Linked DNA regions of Homo sapiens: regions 2 and 3 are each linked to region 1. Evidence: chromatin contacts called from ENCODE Hi-C data. All regions are on one chromosome and are shown on one strand. Each heading gives the region's core, a stretch centred on a gene start or an enhancer-like site at or near the end of the contact. The rest is flanking DNA. Distances are from core to core; before and after follow the strand shown.

Region 1 (3,707 bases), core at 1,187-3,686:
CTCAAACTCCTGACCTCAGGTGATCTGCCCACCTCGGCCTCCCAAAGTGCTGGGATTACAGGCGTGAGCCCCGTGCCCGGCCTCACACCTGAGCTTTAAATAACTGTCTTTCTTCTGGAGAAGGAAAAAAAAAAAAAATCACCGAGTGTCTGAAGGACAGAGACAAGATTTTCAAATGGGTATCATAATTCAGGTTAATTTTTCAAACAAACTACAAATCAAGAAGAAACTATAGGGATATATGTTTGTGACAAACCGTTAGACCAAACTAAAATCACTAATTGTTGTAATCTAAAAATAAAAATAGCTCCATCTTCAAAGGAACAGAAAAAAATAGTTCAGTTAAAATGAAAATTCTGCTTACCTCCTAACTGTGGAGCCCTGGTTTTAATAGCTGTCAAACTCCCTCGTAGTCTGTGGTTTACTCCCTATAACAAAAAAAAGGAAGCAACAAAAAATATATTAGAAGTACATTTCTAAGCCACTGATGGGACCACCAGTAATATCATCAAACCCAAGTTGCAAGTGATGATAAAATAAGACCATTCACCCACTTACCACTGGAGAATTGCGAAAACCTTTGATTGCTTGAAAGATACCACCACCAATGGTACCCATCGTAAAGGCCCCACCACAGTCATCCACAATTCGCCATGGGCTAAGAACAGGGGGAAAAAAAAGACCATATTTCTCATTCACAAACCATAAAATCTTCTTTGCCAATACAGTAAGGATTATAATGGAACAGATTATACTGCAGGGCCCACTGCAACCAATAAATATTTGGCCTATAAAATGACTTGAGGAAATGCTGTAATCAAACAGGGCAGTCAAAAAATCAAAGCAGTTTTGACTACAAAGATAACCAGGTAACTGATTATATTGTTTCAGGGCATACGTACTAAGAGAAAGCAAAGGGGCTACCTAATGATTTAGTAAATGAAAACCCATTATTTTTCTAAGTTGTTTTTTTTTTTTTTTTTGAGATGGAGTCTCACTCTGTCACCCAGGCTGGAGTGCAATGGCGCAATCTTGGCTCACTGCAACCTCCGTCTCCTGGGTTCAAGTGATTCTCCTGCCTCAGCCTCCCAAGTAGCTGGGACTACAGGCGCGTGCCACCACGCCCGGCTAATATTTGTATTTTTAGTAGAGACGGGGTTTCACCATACTGGCCAGGCTGGTCTTGAACTCCTGACCTCGTGATCCGCCTCGGCCTTCCAAAGTGCTGGGATTACAGGCGTGAGCCACCACACCCGGCCTTATTTTTCTAAGATCTTTAACTCAACATAGTTAAATATTTTAACTCTCTGCTAACCTGTGTCATTATAGTACATCAAACAGCTATTTACAGTGTGCTGAGTCCTACATATCTGAGCACAATCCAGAATGGAGGATAACTGCTTTGAAGAAGATAAGTTTGAAGAGCCAGGAGACCCTAAAACTTATATTTTGTATGCCATTTATGGGAGAGGGGAACATAAAACATGCAACAAGGCTAGGATACCAGAGTAGTAATTTAAGGTCCTGGGCACTTTCACAAATTGAGGACATCTTGGTTGTTGCTCTTACACAATAAAACAAATGATTAACCGAAATATCAAGATTTGATTTTTTACCTATGACCCTAGAAACTTTAAACTCTGGCAACCTGAGACTTCTGACAGCAATTACATCGTTTTATAATTATCTATGTGTCTGGTTTATTCATACTCAATAAACGCTGGATGTAACAATGAATTTCTGTCCATGGCTTTTCAGAGAACACATGCTATTACCTCTTCCTATTTCCCAGGTAATTTTTGTCCCCCTCTACCCTCAAGAAAGAATTCCAAGAAGGAAAACAAGGCCCCACGCAATAAAGAAGCTTATCCAGACCCCTTGGCTAAAATCTATGTTCCATTCATTTAAAATGCTTCACTCTGTGGACACATATCATGATACAAGTAAAACCTCAAGAATGACACTCCCTCAAATGCCTATTCTTCAGTTCCTCAACGCAGGAACTGAGCAAGGCGAGACGGAGGGACGCGCCCAAGGTCACCTCGACGAACAGGGGGGATTATAACTGGCCCCGCATAAAGTCGATTACGCCCTGCGTTGGGAGGAGGTTCCGAGGTTCTATCAAACTCAAGTCTGGACCTCCTTACCATCCATCACAAGGTCACACGGGTGCTGGGTTGGGAGAGGGAGGCTCACGCGGCCGGGGAGGTACTAAGTACAGGGCTAAGAAGCCGACTGGCCGCGAAAGACCGCATTGCCCAGTTACCAGGCCCAAGTCGACGAGGCTGCGGTTGAGTCTGGCTTGCACCTTGGGAGCCTGGACAAGGGAGAAGGAGGGCAGTGGGCAGGGGGGCAAGAGAAATGCAAAGACAGCGGTGAAGCTCACCAAGGCTCTCGCGCGTACTCCTCCATCTTGACTCCAATGCCGCGAGTGATGCCGGGCAAGCTGGGCGGAGCCTGACCCCAGAGGCGGAAGTGATCCCGAGAGGAGGGCGTTAAGGTCTATGAGCATTGGTTCACCATTTCCCGCTGCAGCCAATGGGAGCCAGGACTCCTGTGGCCAGCGTGTGGTCGGGGCATTGGCCGCGGCGTGGCGAGACTGGCCCTGCCCACGTCCTCAAAGGCCGCGAGTCCCGGCTGTGTGGGCGGGGGGCTACCAATGACGGAGTCACACTACCCGGTCACCAGAGGTTCCGTGGACTGAAATCAACGCGATACTGCCTAAATACGCTTCTTTCTTTCCCTTCCCTTCCGCCTTCCCTTCCCCCTTCCCTTCCCCCTTTCCTTTTCTTCTCTCCTTCCATCCTTTTTCTTTCTTTCTTTTTCTTTTCTTCTTCTTTTTTTTTTTGAGACAGAGTCTGGCTCTGTCGCCCAGGCTGGAGTGCAGCGGCGAGATCTCGGCTCACTGCAACCTCCGCCTCCCGAGTTCAAGCGATTCTCCTGCCTTAGCCTCCTGAGTAGCTGGGACTACAGGCGGGCGCCACCAGGTCCGGCTAATTTTTATGTTTTTTTAGTAGAGACGGGGTTTCGCCATGTTGATCAGGCTGGACTCGAACTCCTGACCTCGTGATCCGCCCACCTCGGCCTCCCAGAGTGCTAGAATTACAGGCGTGAGCCGCCGCACCCGGCCTCTTTCTTTCTCTTCTTTTCTTTTCTTTCCTTTCTCTCTCTTCTTTTTCTTTCTTTCTTTTTTGGTACTTTTGCTGTCAAATGTGGATTAATGCTATCTTATTCGTCACTTACTGTGAAGCTGTTACCAAATACACGTAGCTCCTTTAGGGCAAACAGTGTCTCAGTGATTTATAATAACCACAGTGCCTGGAATGTAGTAGATGCTCAATAAATGTTTGTGAACTGGAACTGTTTGGGCCATCTGGAGAGCCATGACCAATTTGGAGCCCTCGATTTCAGGGACATTGACACCAGAGCCTCTCACAGGCCTCTCCACTAATGATCACCAGAAGGTGTGAAGATGTTTGGCTCGGAGAAGAGGGGACTTATGGGGACCAGGCCGGGCGTGGTGACACGTGCCTGTAGCCCTGACTGTTCGGGAGACTGAGGCGGGAAGATAGCTTGAGCCCAGGAGATCTACCCCGCAGGGAGCTGTGATCATGCCACTGCACTCTAGTGACAGAGTGAGACACTGTCAAAAAAAAAAAAAAAAAAAGGTTGGGACCCATGGAGCTTTTAGTTTACTGTCAACAAAA
Region 2 (3,830 bases), core at 609-3,108, 1.1 Mb before region 1:
GTAACAAAACTAGTTAACGTAAAATCCACATACTTTGGAAAACATTTTTTGGTTACATCTCTGCTTCCTTACACATTCAGAAATCCAGAAATGCAAAGGCCTTTTATTTTCACATTGCCTTATGGGTTTTTACCTGATAATAACATGTTCTCAATGAAGGGCTACTAGAGTCCAGTTCACAGCTCCAGAACTCTACTAACACGTACTAATCTCTTTCCCTCTCGAATTCAGACAAAAGAAAAAAGAAAGCCCAGGTGTATTAAATCCCGGCCCACTACCAAGGTTCTTAGGGAGAGCCAAGTTTTCTTTAAACTCTCCTGGTATCACGTCTTATATCTCCTCCTGTGCTACTGGGAAAGTAACATCTTCAATTTGTCACCACAGGCAGGTCTAATAAACCAAAAGAGAACAAGCTCCATACCTTTGTGTCTCTTGCTTTTCTTTTTTCTGGAGACAGTTCTCTCATGGATGCTTTCCTCCTGGGCATCCATCTCATCACTGCTGTCGATGATGTCACAGGGCTCACCAGCCCCAGAAAGAGCTTCCTCTGCAGGAACCTGAGAGGCTTCCAAGCCACAAAGAGATTTTACTAGAAGAAAATAAAAGGAGAATGAGATGGCACACAGCTCCACCCAGAAATACAAACAACTTAGCCAAGGTATCAGCATCCATTCAGGAAAGGGGGGAAAAAAAACATCGTTGAGAGAGAAAGGTGAGAATCTGTCACCAAAAAAAATAAAGATTTTAGTATTTTAAATACAAAAAAAAAAAAAAAAAAGGAAAGCAATGGGCAAACTGACTCCAAAGTTGCAGAAACTCCTTTTTTCAGCCCTGAAGAAAAAAGGTGTGTACAATTTTTCCACTATAAACCCTGCAGGATAAAAGCTGATTTGTATTCTCATAAGGTCTACAGAGAAATGTTTGAGACAAATTGAATCCAATTTAATCCTGGTCCTGAGCTGGAGGCAGTAGGTGTCATAAAACACAAGTCTCAGACCCATGAGTAAACAGACTGAAAGCAAGAGAAACACCAGAAAAGGAAAAGAACACTCCAAGGTTATTAAACAAGGAAGCAAACTGCAGAGTAAAACATGTGAACTACAGCAAAGAGATTAATAACCAAGAAGAATGCAGTGGAAACTAAAAAGTATGCAAACATGTTTTTAAATGCAAAGAAAGAAAGAAAATATTTCTGCTACAGAAACTGCTACTCTTGACTAATCCTCCTCCACCCCAATATGTAAGTTAACACTAACGAAAGCAAACACGGTTACAGGAAGACGACTAAAGGACTGCAAGAAAAACAGAAATAAAATACCTAGTTCTGTCTTCGCGGCATGAGTCTTTAAAGGCTCGCGCAAAGCTTACCTTCCTGCTGAACAGCGTTGGCTACGGCTTTCTTGACTCGTCCAGACCTCACGACCGCCGGATCCGAGTTGGCGTAATCCGCCACGGTCACTGCAACACAGCACCAACCCTCAAGGAAGAGGCCTTCTCTCGTCAGCGTCTTCCCCGCCAACACCTCCTCCTCGCTGCAGGCCCCCGGACCGAGCCGCCCTCCAGCCGCGGGCACGCGAGCGCTCACCTCGGCACGGTCCAGCCCCCTCCCAGCCGCCAGCCCCCAAAATGTTTCAGCGCCCCTGCCCCCCTCGCCCACCTCGGCCGGAGCAGGCGTCGTGGGCCCGGAACTTGAGTCGCTTTCCTCTCTTGGGCATGGCGACCGTATCGGGGCGAGGCCTGCCTAGCGGGCCGGGCCCCCGGGCCATGTCTCCGGCCGGAGAGCCGGCCCCGGGAGCCGCAAGCCAGCTCCGCCCGGCTCCGCGGCCATCCCACACCGGAGGCCGCTAACTCTCGCGAGAACATAGGTCCGGGTTCCGAGTCGCGTTGTCGGACGACGCCTCTCCACGCGAACCAATCATCGCCAGGTGCAAGGATACGTCATCATCCGGCACCCGCGAATCAAGCTGGGTCCGGGTTCCAGGTGGAGAGAGAGCTGTTGTACTGGGTGGTGTCGCGTATCGCCGTACCTCGTGTGAGATGAATGGTGTCTCAGAACCATAGCCCACACCTGTGTTGATTAGAATTGAGAGTTTACATCCTGGTCTCCGGGATTCTTCTTAGTAACTCCTCTGTCCACACTCCAGGTCCACTTCAGCACCAAAATGCATATACACTGTCATCTTCGTGCTCTATCTCGGACCACAGAGACTGAGCGCCTGCTAGTCTAACATAGGTCTGTAAGAGTCTTCACTCTATTTTACGAAAGCTATAAATAAATTTCTGAATTCTCAAAATAGGAGAAGGAGTTCTTAAAAGCTTCCAATCGGCCGGGCGCGGTGGCTCACGCCCCTAATCCCAGTACTTTGGAAGGCCGAGGCGGGCGGATCACGAGGTCAGGAGATCGAGACCATCCTGGCTAACACGGTGAAACCCCGTCTCTACTAAAAATACAAAATATTAGCCGGGCGTGGTGGCGGGCGCCTGTAGTCCCAGCTACTCGGGAGGCTGAGGCGGAAGAATGGCATGAACCCGGGAGGCGGAGCTTGCAGTGAGCTGAGATCGGGTCACTGCACTCCAGCCTGGGCGACAGAGCAAGACTCCGTCTCAAAAAAAAAAAAGTTTCCAATCTATCACCATATAAGGTTAGCCGAGAGAAAGGACGAAAGAGAGACCCAAGGTCAGCCGAGGAAGTTTATTAACCTGACGGCTGCTCCACCACAGACAGAGGAGGCACCCCTGAGCTTACAAAATGAGGGGTTTATATGGGGGAGAGAGACCCTGGGGTTGTTTGCTGGTTAATTTTGCCACATATTAGCTTGTGACGTTTATTACAGGAGGGTGTAGGTAAAGTTTGTTTATGCTTCCCATCACCTTCCCCTGTGCGGTCCGGATGATTTGTAATTGGGGTTTGTTTATTGCAGCAAGGTCTGATAAGTGAAGTCTGCTGGCTTCATAAGGACTTAGAAGTGTAAAGAGGCTTGGGGGAAGGAGAAGAGTTGCAGAGCATTAGGGGGAGGAGTGAGCAGCACGGAGAGGTTTGGGGGAAGTGTCGGCAGTACCAAGAAGCTTTTTGGGGCAGTTTGTTCCTAACACACCATACCTCCAAAAAACTACTAGAAGCATCCATGAAAAACTATCGCAGAGGCAGGAAGGTCACTTGAGTCCAGGAGGTCAAGGCTGCAGTGGGCCATGATTGCGCCACTGCACTCCAGCCTGGGCTACAGAGCGATACCCTGCCTCAAAAAAAAAAAAAGGAGAAAAAGAAAAAATAACGTCTTTCCTTTGTATTGAGACAGAAGCGAGTCACTGAGTGAAGATTACAGAACTGTAAGGGAGCAGGACCCTGGGCTAGTATTATCAGGCCTCTGAGCCCAAGCCACGCCACCGCATCCCTGGTGACTTGCACGTGTACGCCCAGATGGCCTGAAGTAACTGAAGAATCACAAAAGTGAAAATGCCCTGCCCCGCCTTAACTGATGACATTCCACCACAAAAGAAGTGAAAATGGCCAGTCCTTCCTTAAGTGATGACATTACCTTGTGAAAGTCCTTTTCCTGGCTCAAAAAGCTCCCCCACTGAGCACCTTGCGACCCCCACTCCTGCCCACCAGAGAACAAATCCCCTTTGACTGCAATTTTCCTTTATCTACCCAAATCCTATAAAACGGCCCCACCCTTATCTCCCTTCACTGACTCTCTTTTCCGACTCAGCCCGCCTGCACCCAGGTGATTAAGAGCTTTATTGCTCACACAAAGCCTGTTTGGTGGTCTCTTCACACAGACGCGCATGAAAAGTAAATAAATAAATAAATTAAAAAAAAAAGAAAAGTA
Region 3 (4,011 bases), core at 261-2,760, 1.8 Mb before region 1:
TTGAAATGCCTTCACCTTGTAAAATACATATTTTTATGATGCCTCATGATAGCGACATCAATTTCCCTTAATTCTGAAATTAACTATTTTCAGGAAATCTCATTTAAACAAAAACATAGTGCATCATTCAACATTCATCATTTAGGACTGTGATTTGCCAATACAACCCAAAAAGTCAATTCTGGAAAGCCAACACAGACTCCGCATACTGGTCACAGCAAATGCTAGTTGAGCCCTTTCAGTTCTAACTAAAAGTAATACAACCTTTTAAAATGTGAGTGGCTGGAAAAAAATGCTTTGAGAAAAAAATTTTAAAACAAGGTTAAATGCTGCATTTTCAAAGTACTGTTTGTATTAAGAGTTAATTCAAGTTTAGTTTTCAGATATTTTTAGACTTGAGAAGCTTTTACAGCCTGTAAGTAACTCACAAGTTGTACGCTATAGAGATAGCAAAAAGTGAAATATGAACTTTAAACCACTTCCATTTTTCGATTGATCCCTCCCCTTCCCCCAATACCTACATACATTTACCCTAAAAAGCATCGCTATCTCTAGTTCCACAGCCTCTTTCTCAAGGTCCAGAACCAAGGCCTGGAAGATGTCAACAATATAGGCCTTCCCCATAGGAATCCGCACCGATTATGGGAGTTTAGGGGTGTTCTTCATTACGGTTTCACCAGTCCTACAAGGAGAACGGAAGTGTCCCTGTTGCTCTTGACTCCGACGCTGAGGGCCAGGGGTGGGAGTGTAATGAGAGTGGGGAATGGGTGTAGGATACCGGAATAAGGTCGGTGGCTTTCTGTATGTGGAGTTTGAGACAAGCTCCAAAGTACCGGGACCCTGGAGAGGAATGAGAGTAGGTAAATTCAGCGCCCGGCACTCAGTCTGATTGATTTAGGCAGTGAGGGTCCGCTCAACTAGAGAAACTGTTGCCCCGAAGAAAGCAATCTAGTGTCAGTTCTCTCTTCGGGATTCGGGGGAACAGTCGGTTTTCGGGGCTGCTCCGGGCTCCTCGAGATTAGCGAACACCGGATGTGGGGGAGGGGAGGAAGGTTGGCTGGGAAAGGAGCAGGCGCCGTGGGGGTGGGGTGAACGGGGTGGGGGTGGGGAGGATGGGAAAAGTGAGCGGGAGCCTGGGGCTCCCAGCCAGCCCCGGCGAGGGCCGCGACCGGGAGGTGGGGGGGAGGGGTCGTTACGGCGAAGCTGAAGGATCCGCTCTGACTTCCCGGGATAGGCCGCGACCCAGGGGCGAGGGGAGGCCGCTGCCACTCCCCTCGCCCTCTCCCCCACCTCCCCGGCCCCAAGCCACCCGGGAATCAAAAAAACGGGTCTAGTTACCAGAGAACAGAAACTTTACCGAACCGATGACACTATCCCCGACTCCCGCTTGCTGCCACGTCTTTCTTCTTGCTTGGCCGCTGCCGTCCGTCGTCCTCCCAGCAGCAGCAGCACTAGCAGAAAACCAAGACTGCCAGCGTCAAAGATGGCGCCTGGCTACAGGCTCCGCTCTAAGGCCCGGCCGGTAAAAGTGCCAGCACGACGCAGGGCGCGAGGATTCTGGAAGATGTAGTTCCTCTATGAGGCGATGCCTAAGATGGCTGCTCCGGGTCACAGGGTCACGTGACGGGGGAGGCGCTGGGTCGGGGAGTCCCTTCCCTTCAGAGGAATGCCTCGAAGCCGGCTTTCATAACGTTTTGTTTTTGTTTTTAAATCAAATGAGGTAATAAGCGGGAGGGCCGCAGGAACTGAGACTGCCATTCAGTAAGCGCTCAATTTATTCTTACCAAAGTGTTTGCTTAATGAGTAAATCTCCCAAACCATGTATACATTTAATTTAGAAATAAACTGTACTTTTCCTAAGCATGCAATGTAGAATGATTTGTTAGTTTATTTTTTACTTGAAGAAGTGAGATTGGGCTTTGGGGGGGTGTTTCTTTGATTTCTTAAAGCAAATTTGTGTATTGGAAAAGTAATTCATGCTCGTGACAAAATTCAGGAGAGTTAGTTGGAGGTCGCAATCAGCAGTCTCATCCCTGCTTCATTATTAACATTGTCCCTTATTTTCCCTTTTGAATGTTTTTACTTTTTCCCCCGGTTATAAAAGTAATACACGTGGCCGGTGCGGTGGCTCACGACTGTAATTCCAGCACTTTGGGAGGCCTCGGCAGGCGGATCACAAGGTCAAGAGATCGAGACCATCCTGGTCAACATGGTGAAACCTCATCTTTACCAAAAATACAAAAATTAGCTAGGCGTGGTGGCACGCGCCTGTAGTCCCAACTACTCGAGAGGCTGAGGCAGGAGAATCGCTTGAATCTGGGAGGCAGAGGTTGCATTGAGCTGACATCGCACCACTGCACTCCAACCTGGCGACAGAGTAAGACTCCATCTCAAAAAAAAAAAAAAAAAAAAAAAGTAAAAAACTTAATACACGTAAGTTTTTTTAGAAACAATACAGAAATATAGAGAGTAGAAAGTTAAAATCTCTATTAATCTCATTCTTGAGAAATAGCTCTCATTAACTTACCATATATCCTTTCTGGCTTTTACACTGAAAATATACTTAAATATATTACACATATAATAGGAGCCCAAGGTCCCCCTGGGGTAGTGGCTCAGCAGAACTCTAATTAGGTGGCAACATTTTACCTAACTTGGGTAAAGGATATAGTTGTGCTACTAAGAAAGGAAACACTTGATGATAAAGCAGATGGGACTTCAGGCACCTTTTATTTCCTCGTGTGCTTGTTCTTCCAGCTGCCGGGTTGGTGATGTGCGAGTCCCAGGCAGCCCAAGACTAGGAATTTATCAGAGCAGAGGGGTCCTGAGCCTCCTCATATCTGGGCTTTTATCTCCTTTCAAAGTAAGAACCACAACTTTAGAATCTTAGCTCCAATCTCTGCCTTACGTGACAGTGCTCTGGCATTGCCATGTCAACAGACCTAATAAGCAAGTTCCTGGTAGCCAATTTCTTTTTTTCTTTCTTTTTCTTTTTCTTTTGTTTTGGTCTTCATTTTTTTGGTCTGTGTGACTCTTACTGGTAACCAATTTCTGTCTGTGCCACGACACCTAGGGTTTTTAAAATTTACCAGAGGGCTCTCCACATAGCTTAAGGGTTTTCCAACCTAGGACTCTCCAAGATGCAGTCCTGGCCTGACTAGTGTGCTATATAGAGTTTATAGTTATATTTCAGTAAACCTAAAGTATCATTGATTGTAAGATACACTTTTATTTTACAAGCCTCTAAGTGGAAGAAAAAAACCAACAACTGCCAATTAAACTGACAGGCCGGCCGGGCAGGGTGGCTCACACCTCTAATCCCAGCACTTTGGGAGGTTGTGGCGGGCGAACCACAAGGTCAGGAGTTCGAGACTAGCCTGGCCAACATGGTGAAATCCTGCCTCTACTAAAAATACAAAAATTAGCCCAGCACAGTGGCACGCATCTGTAATCCCAGCTACTTGGAGGCTGAGGCAAGAGAATTGCTTGATCCTGGGAGGTGGAGGTTGCAGTGAGCCAAGATCACGCCATTGCACTCCAGCCTAGGTGACAGGCTAGGAAAGGATGTACATCTTAGAATGAATGAAAATATGAACAGGCTAAAACTATACATACCGTTTTGCAATTTGCTTTTTTCACTTTACAATATATCTTGAATATCTTTTAATGGTCATCAGCACTTAGAGGCCTACCATATTCTTTTTTTTTTTTTTTTTTTTGAGACAGAGTTTCACTCTTGTTTCCCAAGCTGGAGTGCAATGGCACAATCTCGGCTCAATGCAACCTCCGCCTTCCGGGTTCAAGCTATTCTTCTGCCTCAGCCTCCTGAGTAGCTGGGATTACAGGAATGCACCACCACGCCAGGCTAATTTTGTATTTTTAGTAGAGACGGGGTTTCTCCATGTTGGCCAGGCTGGTCTGGAACTCCTAACCTCAGGTAATCTGCCCACGTCGGCCTACATTCTTTTTAATAGCTCCCATCCCGCTCTCTGTAAGCCTCTTTTTACAATT

The links. Hi-C counts contacts between places; a loop is a spot of excess contacts on that map. Pooled maps may share reads with other maps.
Region 2: a map of CD8-positive, alpha-beta T cell shows a loop between it and region 1 (3-fold over the local background). The contact joins the promoter of TMEM183A here to the promoter of TIMM17A in region 1. A Hi-C loop is called at or near these places in 1 of 168 maps with a recorded cell type or tissue (CD8-positive, alpha-beta T cell), 3 of 37 single-sample maps with no recorded cell type and 7 of 50 pooled maps.
Region 3: a loop to region 1 is called in a pooled map, with 15 times the contacts of the local background. The contact joins the promoter of ZBED6 here to the promoter of TIMM17A in region 1. A Hi-C loop is called at or near these places in 6 of 50 pooled maps.

Annotation. Positions count from the first base shown.
Region 1 is chr1:201,954,232-201,957,938 of GRCh38, reverse strand. TIMM17A (translocase of inner mitochondrial membrane 17A) reads right to left here and starts at 2,436. Exons shown (of 6, transcript NM_006335.3): 1 at 2,387-2,436; 2 at 559-658; 3 at 365-428. The coding sequence starts at 2,412. RefSeq lists an enhancer at 2,158-2,447.
Region 2 is chr1:203,005,402-203,009,231 of GRCh38, reverse strand. It overlaps TMEM183A (transmembrane protein 183A), which reads right to left and starts at 1,858. Exons shown (of 8, transcript NM_138391.6): 1 at 1,658-1,858; 2 at 1,369-1,458; 3 at 422-589. The coding sequence starts at 1,766. It also overlaps the pseudogene MGAT4FP. RefSeq lists enhancers at 959-1,731, 1,732-2,506, 2,510-2,639, 3,281-3,830, a silencer at 1,550-1,799 and a cis regulatory region at 3,180-3,529.
Region 3 is chr1:203,793,122-203,797,132 of GRCh38, reverse strand. ZBED6 (zinc finger BED-type containing 6) reads right to left here and starts at 1,510. Exons shown (of 17, transcript NM_001395895.1): 1 at 1-1,510. ZC3H11A (zinc finger CCCH-type containing 11A) reads right to left here and starts at 1,510. Exons shown (of 18, transcript NM_001376342.1): 1 at 1,339-1,510. RefSeq lists an enhancer at 1,390-1,809.